Linked DNA regions of Homo sapiens: regions 1, 3 and 4 are each linked to region 2. A link is a contact called in ENCODE Hi-C data. All regions are on one chromosome and are shown on one strand. The core of a region is the stretch at or near the end of the contact, and the rest is flanking DNA. Distances in the headings are between cores, read along the strand shown.

Region 1 (2,700 bases), core at 135-2,634, 480 kb after region 2:
TCTGTTCCAACACCTATTGACACTTGCATCTGGATCTTGCACTAGGCTCTGCAGATTATGCTCAGTCTTGAATACTGAGCTTTTTTTGTCCCCTTGAACTTCCCTCCTTGGGCAAGTATCTCAGGGCCTCCCTCTTGCCCACCCTGCTGCTTCCCATCTTTCTGAAAGAGGCGGCTCTGCAGCTGCACAGCACTTGGCCAAGACCTCCTGGCGGTGTGGAGCTCTGAAGACACAGGAGGGATGTCCTCCGAGCTGTTCATGCCTAGACCTACCCCCAGGCTCCCTCTAGCAATCAGCTCCAGTCCTGGGCCTGTCTGCCTTCCGGGAGGAGTGGGGGCCCACAGAGCTGCCCTTCCCGCGCTGTGTATGGACTCAAGGCACTGATGGCCTTCGGTGGGCCACTGCATAAATGGATGTTTCTGCAGTATTGAAGGCCAGTCAGGCAAACCGTGTGCTTTCCTACGCAGTGGGGAATGTGTCGCCCTTTCCTTACATCTTGGAGACCAAAGCCACCATCTGCACTTGTGGGTACATTGTGGCAGTGGTCGGTTAGGGTGGTCTTTCAAAGCAGTTTGAAATGCAGACACTTGTGGGCGTCCCCTAAGGCAGGTGCCCTTTACCTGGAGGCCGCATTGGTCACCTAGACCCGCAAGGCTCACCTGGGCCGGAAGGTGTGGTCAAGCGAGGCCAAGTAGCCCAGAGGCCACCCCTAAGCACCTGTGGACATCATGAGTCCTTGCTGGGGTCCTCACAGAGGGAAGACAGCCCCCAGGGTAAAGCCTCAGGTGCTAAGCACTCGCGCTGCCGCAGGGGGGGAGGCACGTGAGCATCCACTGTGCCGCCCAGGACGGGCCCACCCGGGCTCCAGAGCCTGGGGAGGAAGGCTGCGAGGCTCCCACGGGCTTACATTCAAACCGGGCACACACAGAACGGAGGCCTTCGGCTACGGGACGCCCGGCGGTGGGGTTACGGATGGTACAGCCCTCCCTCCCCGCCTGCTCGAGGCAAATGGTTTCGCCCGGCTACACACACCTCTCCTGGGCGGCAACCGAGGGCGCGGAGGGGGCAAGACGTGCGCTGAGGCCACGCCCCTACTGCATAGTCATAAGGCGGGAGGCTCTGCCTTCGGGGCGGGGCAGACAGCTCCTCGCGCTCGGGCGCGGCCGGTTGGGGGCACGGCCTAGCTCCGGGTGCGGGCGGGGCTGGAGGCGGGGCCGGCCACCGCCCGGTTCCCGCCCTCGCTCTCCTCCCCCAGCGATCAGGCCCCGCCCCGCGCCCGCCGCCGCGCAGGGAGGGGCGGGGCCCGTCTCCGGCAGGCCCCGCCCCCTCTCTGAATATTGATGCGGCGCGCGTCGGCGTCGCCCTCCTCCCATTGAGCGAGGCTGTGTCGCGTGGCCCAGCGTCGGCGTGACGGTTGGACGCGGGCGCGGCACTGCGGGTCCCGATTGCTGCAGCCGCTTGTCAGTGTGATGAAGATTGGCACCCAGGTAAGCTGTCACTCAACCGCTCCGCCGCCGCCGCCGCCGCTCTCGCCGCCGCCGTCCCTATCAATCACACCGGCCCGCGGCCGCCGCCCGCCGCCGCCGCTGCCGCCCGGGTCTGGAGGGCCGGCGCTGCCCTCGAGGGCCCGCATTTGACCCGCCGCCCGGGGCAGGGGGCGGGGAGGGGGCGCGGGTGGGGGAGGGGAGCGGGCACCCGCGGGGGAGGGGGCGCCTTCAGCCCAACCGGCGCGGGGGCGCGCCCAGTTGGTTTCTTAGTGTGGGTTGAGGGACGCGGAAATTTCTGGAAGGCGCCGCCGCCGCCGCGCTGGGCCTGATCGAAGCGCGCGCTCCTAACCGTCCCTTTCGGAGTGCGGCGCGCGCCCCGGCGCGGGGCGGGGGCGCGCGGAGCCCGGCGCGGGCGGGGCGGCGGGCGTGAGGGTCGGGGGCGCGCGGCGGGGCGGGGCCGGGGCGGGCGGCGCGCGTGGGGCCGGTCGGGTCCGCGGCCTCGCGGAGTCCTCAGGGCCGGCGGGGCTGCTCGGAGGGTGCGGGGCGCGCGGCGGCGCAGGCGGGAAGATGGCGGCCGCGACCCCGGCCCCGGCCTCGGCCGTGGCGAGCGGGTGGGTCGGGGTCCTGGGGGCGGTGGGCGTGATGGGGCTCGTGGCCCTCAGCCGGGCGCCGGCGCGGGAGCAGCCCAGGGCCGCTCGCTGACGGCAGTGTTTGGGGCCGGGTGCTGGGGAAGCGGTTCCGGCGTCCCGGGAATTGGTGGGAAGAGCCGCTTCTGTCACACGGGTCGTGGTAATGGATGACAGGAAGTGCCGGGCAGGGTCTGGGCGCCCTGTGGGTTTGCACCTTCCTTGTGAGGGAAATCGTGTCACTTAACGAAAAATGAAGAAACGCGGAGTCTGCTTTATGTCATCCTCGTGGCTCTCGAAATGCCTTATTTGGACAGTGGCTCTGCGACGGGACCAGTTAGGGCCTCCGTTCCGATGGCGGATTCCTGACGGGAGGCCCGAGGGTCCGGGAATGGCGGCGTCCTGAGGTCGGGCCCAGGGCAGGCCAGGCTGAGCGCCACGGCGGGGCCGCAGCCCTGGGGGGTGTTCCACCTGTGTGTGGGGTTCTCTTCCAACTCTACGAGAGTTTGCTTTTTAAAACAGTAGATGATTTTTCCTTAGGAAGTGGTTCCTCTTCAGGATGAAAGAAACCCCCAGCTTTAGTTAGG
Region 2 (2,781 bases), core at 230-2,729:
AAGGGCAGGCAGCTAAGGAAGGATGCCTTTGCAGGTGAAGTCCCAGACTTGGCCTAATCCAACAGGGACTCTGGGGGCATCAATCGCACTGCAGACTTTGTCCTGCTTCTTGCACTAGCTACTGGCTGTCTGGCCGGATGTGAATTTCAGGCACTTCTGGCTCTCCATACTGGGCAGGTAGTTCCAGCGCACAGAGGTGATAGCTTGAGTAGCAAATCAGGCGGAAGCTGGGAGATGAGTGCCCAGAGCTAGCAAAAAGGTCTGGGCAGGCACTGACAGCACCACTGCAGAGTCGCTAGATTTTTCAGTTAATTCTGAAAGTACCTCAACTCTGTACTGTGCATGCAGACCATAGTGGCTGAGGTTCCCTATCTGTCAGCCATGGAGAGGTCACTCTCTGGAGTAGGGAGGAACTACTCTCTGGGTGATAGAAATATTCCCACACAGAACCCAGCTCACAGGCTGGATGTGCCCTCTTTCTCCTCTCTGCTGCCTAACTCAGGAAATAACTCCAAAGACCTGGGTCAGTTCAGATGGGGACTGAAGAAAGCACATGTGAGGATACGCCTATAAGGTAATATCTTCAGGAACCCTCTCCTGAGCCCAGGGCCTCCTCAGCATTTCTTGGAGGCTGCCAGGAAGCAACTATCCTCCATGCATCTAAATGCCGGGGGAGCAAATCTCAGCTACAGAAATGACTTATTCAAGGGCAGTATGGCAGCGTGGGATGATCTGCTCATCCGAGAAAACTGCCTCGATGGGAATTAACACAGGGAGGAGGAAACTTCCAAAGCCTTCCGCTGGGAAATCTTTGCCTTTAATGGGAGGCAGGATGGGGGTGGGGGAAGAACGAGGCGGCATGTGGTAACCAGACGTCACAGCGTTTCACTTTTCACCATCAACTTCCAGGACGCACGCAGGTGTGTCTGGCGTGGCCTTCGTCCCTGCCGGGGATCCTGGGGAGCTGTGGCTCAGACCTCTGGTTTCTGCGCCTCCTCACTCTCCAAACCCAACCTCGAGGTTCCCCCGCCGCTGCGCACCCTGGGAAGCCCTTTCTCACCAGGAGCTCTCACCCCAATATCATTCTCTCCCTCCTCCTCCAACTCCTCCGAGCCCAGGTCCGACATGGTCTCGCCCCAGCCTGGATCACAGCCGCAGCGCCTCTAGCAGGTGGGTAGCAACCGCCTCCACCGCCGCGTCCCGCGTCGCCATGGAGACGCGGCCGGTCCCGCCTCCCTCCCAGCCCGGAAGATGGGGAGCGGGGACAGGCGACGCGGACGAAGCGGGAGGAGCCACTGGCAGCCTTTGCGTACTGTCATAGCAACGGGAAGGGCACCTCGACCAATCACCGCCCGGGAATACGGAGGGGCGGGGCGGAAGGGACGAGGTGGAGCCAGTGGCAGCACTCTGGTGCCGTCATAGCAACGAGGGGCCGCTTCGGCCAATCACTGCTCGGGAAGCGAGGGGGCGGGGACTGGGCAGGGCCTGAGCGGGTTCTGTGCCTGGCTGCCCACCGGCTCTCTGACCTGGACCTCGCCGTCGCTGGCCCCTGAAATCCATCACTTTTGTCGGCTGTTCTGTGACGCCACAACGAGGAGCCACCTGGGTACTGGGCCCTCAAGAGGAAGGACGCGGGAAACGCGTCCGGGCCAACTCTCGAGAGGGTTTCACCCCTGCCCAGTGCGGGCACTGCCCGCTCCCTTCCGCCCCCAGGCCTCGCAGGCCCCTCCGGGGATGCTGCCCACCCCCACTTACCTTTCTAGGCTCTGCTGACCCTTCGGGATTCGCGGCTAGCTGTGATGTGTCCGCCAAGATCTCTTCTCTTGTCTGTAAACAACTTCACTCTCAAGGAGGCAGCTCTGGCCTCTCAGCAGGTGCGGCCTACAGTGATGTCCGTCCGGGTTTTACATCCTTCCCCGACCTCGACATGAGTCCCAGCCCCCTCGGGCCTCTGACTCTCAGGTGTCCCCTACGATCGCCGTCCTCTCCTCTCGCTCCTGGCTCCCCTACACTGTCACACACCCACACAATCACAGACGCACACGCATGTACACGTGCAGGCTTGGAAATCTGCTTTACCTGACGCACTCCGCCTGCCGAAGGCCCCTCACATCTCCCATTTCCTCTGCCATCATCCCAGACTGCAAAGCTGTGTTATTTGTTGTTGCTGCAGGAGCTGGGGAGGAGTGACTGAATAACTATAGGATTTGGTCTTGATGGGAGAATCCCAGAAGCCAAATCCACGCGGTGAATAAGCTGCTGATCTTCCAGAGCACACATCCCCTAGAGATTCTTCCCAATGCTAATATGAAAGGTTACAACCATAACCCATCATCAGGCCCAAATATATTACTTACTGAATAAATACACAAGTTACAACAACACACGAGATTCCAAAATTATGTCGTTTTTTAGATGCAAAGATAAAAATGTTGTAAACACCAAAATTTAACAGCTTTTCTTATGGGGAAAAGTGGGGAGTTAGGGATAACAGATGATTATTATTTTCTTCTCTACATATTGGCAGTTACCCAGTTACTACAATTAAGCATGTCCTATTTTTATAATAAAATGCCAGAAGCATTTTAAATGTTAGAAATCTAGAATGGTAACATAAGTATATGCAAATAAATACTCGTTTTTTACATTTAAAATGTCAGAAATTTAGCTTTCAAATTTGTCCTAACAATGACAGTAACCAGTGTTTACTAAGTTCTGACACTGTGTGTGGGCACTGTTTTAAGAATTTTATGAGTTATCTTATTAAATCCTCACTATCAT
Region 3 (2,700 bases), core at 92-2,591, 310 kb before region 2:
CAGTTCCAGAGCCTGGGAAGTGTGAGATCAGGGTGGTGGCAGGGTCAGGGTCTGGTGGGGGCCCTCTTCGTGACTGGCCAACAGAAGACTTCTTGCTGTGTCTCCCATGGTTAGGGTTGAGAGAGCATGAACATGCTGGTGTCTCTCTCTTTGTATAGGGCACCAATCCAAACATGAGAGCCCCACCCTCGTGACCTTATCTCCTCCCCAATGCAGCACCTCCAAATACCACCACATTGGAAATCAGGGGTTCAGCACGTGGATTTTGGGAGTCCATAGCAGAAATACACCCAATTTTTAAGTATCTGATACGTGCATTGGGAGTGAAAAAGGCTAGAAGCATTGTTTCATATATCTTTATTTTGTTATAATTTATCCTATTTTTTCGAAAGAGATCTTCCGCTTCTTTTTGTTTTCTGAATAATTTGGTCCTAAAGTCATGAGGTGGGCTGAGCAGGATAGGGTTCTATTCTGGCATGGACAGGGCAGTACCCTGAGTCAGAGGAGGTGCAGGAGTTTGAGCAGGGTGAGGGTCGTGCTCATGGAGGGGAGGCCTGGTGTAGAGGTGAGAGCTGGGGGAGATTGGGAGGCATCCTTTGGTGGGGGCAGCTGACTCAGATTGTATGTACCCCAGCAGGGGCAGGTGGGTACCCCACAGGGGGGCTGAACGCTGCAGCTCATGTCTATTCCTTATGTCTTTCAGGGTTCACCCAGGGCCCGAAAGCTTGTGTCTGGACCATTGAGAAAGACAACTGGACCGTTCTATGTGGATACGAACATGCAGGAGGAAGTCCATGCTTCCTAGCACAGGCCCTAGAATCAGAGTAAACGAGGTCAGAAGTCAGCTGCCCCACTGGCTGTGTGCCCTAGACAAGCCAGGGGCTCCTCTGTGCCTCAGTTACCTCACCTGGAAAATGGGAATCACTTTGGAGGGACCAACTTGTCCTGGTTTTAGCACTGAAATTCCCACTTTCCAGGAACTCCTCTCCCCTCCTTCCCAGTCCTGGCAAAGCCACCCTAAATAATCCCCACAGTGCTAGGCTGCGCTGAGAGTAAAGTGCTGAGCGCGGGGCAGTCACTTGGTAACAGGTAGTTACTGCTTTCATAATAATGGAAGCAGTTTACAGACATCTGCTTGGGAGAAAGTATGAAACTGTCCACCACCCACAGTCTGGAACTGCTAGGCTTTTAGTTTGTGGAGGCCTCGCCGACTGTCTCCTTCTCTTCTGCAGTTAGAGAAGGGCTGCAGGAGTGTTAGCAACAACTCAGCCAGAAAGAGAAACCAGTGTATTTCCTGTGATCAAGTCACACAGCCTAGGCTGCAACAGCGAGACAGCCAGTAGTTAAGAAGTTGGCTCTAAGACTGAGCAACCAGGAAGAGCTTTGGCTGTGGGCTAAGATGGAAACCACGAGCGGAAGTCAGACATAGCCCAGGGAGAAGGGGGCTGGGCAAGGCATTTACTCATTTAGAAATCTATCATCTCTCTCTCTCTGCCTACCTATCTATGTATCTATCATCTATCTATCTCTTTATCTATCTGTTCATCATTGATTCATTCCTTCCTTCATTCAAAAAGATGTCCTACATATGGTTGCTTCATATTGGTTGAGCTCAGTTATGTTGCTAAAAAGATTTTTTTTTCAATTTAAGAGGCATGGACATTTTGCAGTGGATTTCAGTGGAAAGTTGATGTTTGTGGGTTCAGAAGTCAGTCCTTCCCACACGAGCTCCAGGCCCAACACTTGCATCTGCTGGGAAGCAGGTTGCAAGCCCTGTGAATGCTTCCGGGACAACAGTTCCCTGTCTCAGCCTCTGATATGAGCTGTGCCATGGTGCACACTCTTGCAATGGGGTGGCACGAATATCGCAGTCAGCCAAGATCCTCTGCTATCCTAGAATTCCCAGGAAACTCCCCTTGAGAGCTTTAATCATTTGTTTGCCCTTCAATAACTGCTTATGGAGAAGTTCCCAGACTCACTGACACCTATCATTTTAGGGGACAGTTATGAATGAAAAACACTTTAAATTGACAATGATTGGGCTGGGCGCAGTGGCTCACGCCTGTAATCCCAGTACTTTGGGAGGCTGAGGCGGGCGGATCACCTGAGGTTAGAAGTTCGAGACCAGCCTAGCCAATATGGCGGAACCCCATCTCTGCTAAAAATACAAAAAATCAGCCAGGCGTGGCAGCGCACACCTGCAGTTCCAGCCACTTGGGAGTCTGAGGCAGGAGAATTGCTTGAACCCAGTAGGTGGAGGTTGCAGTGAGCTGAGATTGTGCCACTGCACTCCAGTCTGGGTGACAGGAGTGAAACTCCATCTCAAAAAAAAAAAGAAAAGAATGATTGAATTGTTACATTTCAGTTATAATACATCTTTTAAATTATGTTGTAAATCAGTTGACAATATATTATTTAATGTCCCAAAATATATTAGTGTCTATACAACTTTGAAGAGTTATGAAGTATGGCAACATAAAATTGCAGAAGCAACTCAAGTGCAATATACAGTGGCTGTAAATATACTTTGTAGCTAAGTTTTTCTGGACACGGAAGTGGGAAACATTCAACTTTTTAAAACTAGTGATTTCAGCTCTCTAGACTAGACTTAATTTTGTGTACAGAAAACAAAACCTTTTCCCCAGAACATGACTGCCTGCTTTTTCCCTGACATTGCATAGATGCCATTTGGCATAGAAC
Region 4 (2,768 bases), core at 1-2,500, 490 kb before region 2:
CAGGGCTGTGAGCGCTTGCACGAAAGGAAAAACCCCAGGCCGTGTGAAGTCTAACTTTCCCCGTCCTCTCGGTCAGGCAATCCCACCGGGGCACCTGTCTAAAAACACCCCGCCTCCGAACGCGCGCTCTTGCGGAATTCTCCCGAACCGCAGAGCCCTCGTGGCTGGGACCGCATAGCAACCGGGGGCAGAGTGCGAGCCCCCAGCGGTGTGCTGGGATGGAAAAGCAGGAGCCGCTGAGGATGGACTACGGGGCGTGTTCCCGAAAAGCCGGGAAGAGATGTGGCGGGGCTGCCGCGGGCGTCTCTAAGGCCGGCACGGGTGGCGTCTTGACTCCCTGCCCCTCCAGCCGCGGACCTCGGACGGGGGGAAGGGGGCTCCTCCAAGCGGGGAGACGGTCGCCGGCCGAGCAGCAGGGCTCCTGGCCGGCGGAGGGTGCTATGCTCTGCGGGACCGCCGGGAAGTCCCAGACAAGGTCTGCGGGGGCTCTGGAGGAAAAAAAACGCGCTGTGAGGTCCAGGCGTCCGCGGGAGGGGCCGGGGGCGGGGAGGGAGCGTCCAGCGGGCACCGAGCGGTCACGCTCCGGCCACCGGGCCGAGGACGGGGCGGCGGGGCTAGGTCCCGGACCGTGAAGGGAGCGGCGGGTCGCGGCAGGTGCGGGGTCCCCAAGGCCGCCGGCCAGCTTCCGCGCACACCCCGCGGCCCGGGCCGCCGGCCCCCAACCCCTGCCCGGAACAGGAGAACGCGCCCTTCTCCACGAGGCGTTTCAACCGCTCCGCGCGAGGGGCGCGCGCCTGGGCCAGGCGTGTCCCCTACCCCAGGGGCAGCTCGGCCAGGGTGAAGAGTGAAGCCCGTGAGGGAATGGAGCATGCGCATTCGCGAGGGCGAGGCCAAGTGCTGGCAGGGAGCGTGCGCAGTGTGAAGGTACAATCGGCTACGTGGGAACCCGGGACATGCTCGGTGAGCGCCCAGGTCCCGCGCACGCGCAGAAGCGCTCGGAGCCCGCAACCCGCTGGTGGAGAAAAAAGAGGAGAGAAATCACCTCAGAGTTACGTCAGGAAAGGCCGCGTTTTGCGGGGAGGCTGTAGCCTCCCAAGGAGCCCCGCAGTTCTCCTAGAGCTAGGGGCGTGACAGTTACTCACCGGTCTTCAGTCTCGAGGCAGACGCCGGGCCCCTTTCCGCTCACACTCGGCTCGCGCGCGCCGCAGCCGCCGCTGCCGCTGTGATTCCATCCATCTTGAATTTGACGTCATCCCACACCAGGGATGAGGTCATCGCAGGCATCGCTCGTCACGTGCGCGGCACTCTGATTGGGCGCCGGGCGCCGGAGGGCGGGGCGGGGGGGGGGCCTCGCGGCGCAGGGGGACGGGGGAGGGCGGGCCTGCCCGGAGCCGCGCGCCGAACGGACGCTGCCGCGCTGCAAGCCCGCGCTCTCGGTCCATGAGGGGAGCCTGCGGCGGCCGTTAGGGGAGGCGGCCGGGCTGGGGGCCACGGCGAGGAGGCTGAGCGCCCCGGCCGGGTGGAGTCCGTCGCGGCGAGGAGCGCGCCGATTCTCAGGGGACTTTGCCGCCTGCCGGAGGCGCCCTTGCTGCGGGGTCGCCCCGGGTCATTCGGCCGCGGTCCTGCCCAGCTGGGCCGCCAGTAGTCCCCGCTTCCGGCGCGGCGGGATGCGTGGCGCGAGCGCTTAGTCCCTCGGAGGGGAGGACGCGCTCCCGTTCACCGGTGGACGGCGGGCGACTCCCCGAGCCGACGACCCCGACAGCGACGGGAGCGACGCGCGGCTTTCTGACGGGCGCGGGCGGCGAGCGGGGCCCTGCGGTCCTCGGGTCGGCGGCAGACGCTCCCGGCCCGCGAGGAAAGCCCGCGGGAGGCGGCTCCTGCCGCTCGCTAGTCGCTCAGAGCGCTTCCATTTCCTCCTCCCGACGCAACCTGGCCACCTGGCCCCTGGGCGGGGACCCGGCGGCCGCGGCCAGGGCGTCCGGGCTCGTTCGCCGCGCAGATGGGGGTCGGTCCTGACCCCCGCCGGGGCGTCCACAGCGGCCCGCAGGCAGCCGGAGACTTCGCATAGTGCCCGGCTCATCGGAGGGCTGTGATCTTTTTTTTTTTTGCAGAAATATTACAACTCCACTGATGAGAAAACTCACTTCGCTTTCAGTCAAAACCAGAAATTAGATAACAGAAATGCCACACTGTCAACACCGACCGGGAGGAAAGCCTCGCTGGCGGAGACCGCTCAAGGGAGCCCTCCGCGCGTTCTCCCAGCCCGGGTCGCAGGTGGAGGGGGAGTGCCTCCTGCAGGGACGGTTCTCCCGCAGACACTCAAACTCCGGGATGTAAAACCCCTGTTAATAATTGTCAGGGGTCTGTTAATTGCCAAATACAGTTTTTGAAAGTTGTATGCACTAGGTAAAATAATTTATGTAATGTTTGGAAGTATGTGAAAGACAGACATTAGATTGATACAAATTAAAAATTTGTTGCCAAATTAACAGCTCTGTTGTAGATTATTAGTTTGACTAATTTTAAGAGGACTCTTAGTCTTACATAAAGAATCTTGCACCTAAAAATTTTCTCCTACAACTTTAAAACACTTTAAATTTTTTTTTTTTTTTCCTGAGATGGAGTCTCTGTCAGTCCCAGGCTGGAGTGCAGTGGCATGATCTCAGCTCACTGCAGCCTCCACTCCCTGGCTCAAGCCATCCTCCCGTCTCAGCCTCGGCAGTAGCTGGGACTATAGGTGCATCCGTCACACCTAGCTGATTTTTGTA

Evidence for each region. Hi-C counts contacts between places; a loop is a spot of excess contacts on that map. Pooled maps may share reads with other maps.
Region 1: a loop to region 2 is called in a map of CD8-positive, alpha-beta T cell, with 31 times the contacts of the local background. The contact joins the promoter of PKNOX1 here to the promoter of RSPH1-DT in region 2. A Hi-C loop is called at or near these places in 4 of 168 maps with a recorded cell type or tissue (CD4-positive, alpha-beta memory T cell, CD8-positive, alpha-beta T cell and ascending aorta), 4 of 37 single-sample maps with no recorded cell type and 17 of 50 pooled maps.
Region 3: a loop to region 2 is called in a pooled map, with 7 times the contacts of the local background. The contact joins the enhancer-like site here to the promoter of RSPH1-DT in region 2. A Hi-C loop is called at or near these places in 9 of 50 pooled maps.
Region 4: a map of CD8-positive, alpha-beta T cell shows a loop between it and region 2 (26-fold over the local background). The contact joins the promoter of ZBTB21 here to the promoter of RSPH1-DT in region 2. A Hi-C loop is called at or near these places in 5 of 168 maps with a recorded cell type or tissue (CD4-positive, alpha-beta memory T cell, CD8-positive, alpha-beta T cell, K562 and 2 more), 1 of 37 single-sample maps with no recorded cell type and 18 of 50 pooled maps.

The regions. Positions count from the first base shown.
Region 1 is chr21:42,973,178-42,975,877 of GRCh38, forward strand. It overlaps PKNOX1 (PBX/knotted 1 homeobox 1), which reads left to right and starts at 1,385. Exons shown (of 11, transcript NM_004571.5): 1 at 1,385-1,487. RefSeq lists silencers at 573-732, 1,043-1,432, 1,563-1,882, 2,023-2,222 and an enhancer at 2,184-2,700.
Region 2 is chr21:42,495,060-42,497,840 of GRCh38, forward strand. It overlaps RSPH1-DT (RSPH1 divergent transcript), which reads left to right and starts at 1,480. Exons shown (of 3, transcript NR_135518.1): 1 at 1,480-1,606; 2 at 1,764-1,874; 3 at 2,174-2,384. It overlaps RSPH1 (radial spoke head component 1), which reads right to left and starts at 1,165. Exons shown (of 9, transcript NM_080860.4): 1 at 1,074-1,165. The coding sequence starts at 1,127. RefSeq lists silencers at 1,122-1,241, 1,272-1,511.
Region 3 is chr21:42,187,095-42,189,794 of GRCh38, forward strand. No RefSeq gene overlaps it. Among named protein-coding and RNA genes, the nearest start is that of ABCG1, 31 kb to the right of the region's middle. RefSeq lists enhancers at 1,003-1,242, 1,383-1,542. Within about 2 kb of position 1,342, at least 19 of the 41 ENCODE cell types and tissues checked have a DNase peak (open chromatin) inside an H3K27ac peak, as active enhancers do.
Region 4 is chr21:42,009,110-42,011,877 of GRCh38, forward strand. It overlaps ZBTB21 (zinc finger and BTB domain containing 21), which reads right to left and starts at 1,251. Exons shown (of 3, transcript NM_001098402.2): 1 at 1,143-1,251. ZNF295-AS1 (ZNF295 antisense RNA 1) reads left to right here and starts at 85. Exons shown (of 2, transcript NR_119384.1): 1 at 85-475. RefSeq lists silencers at 424-533, 574-883, 1,324-2,063.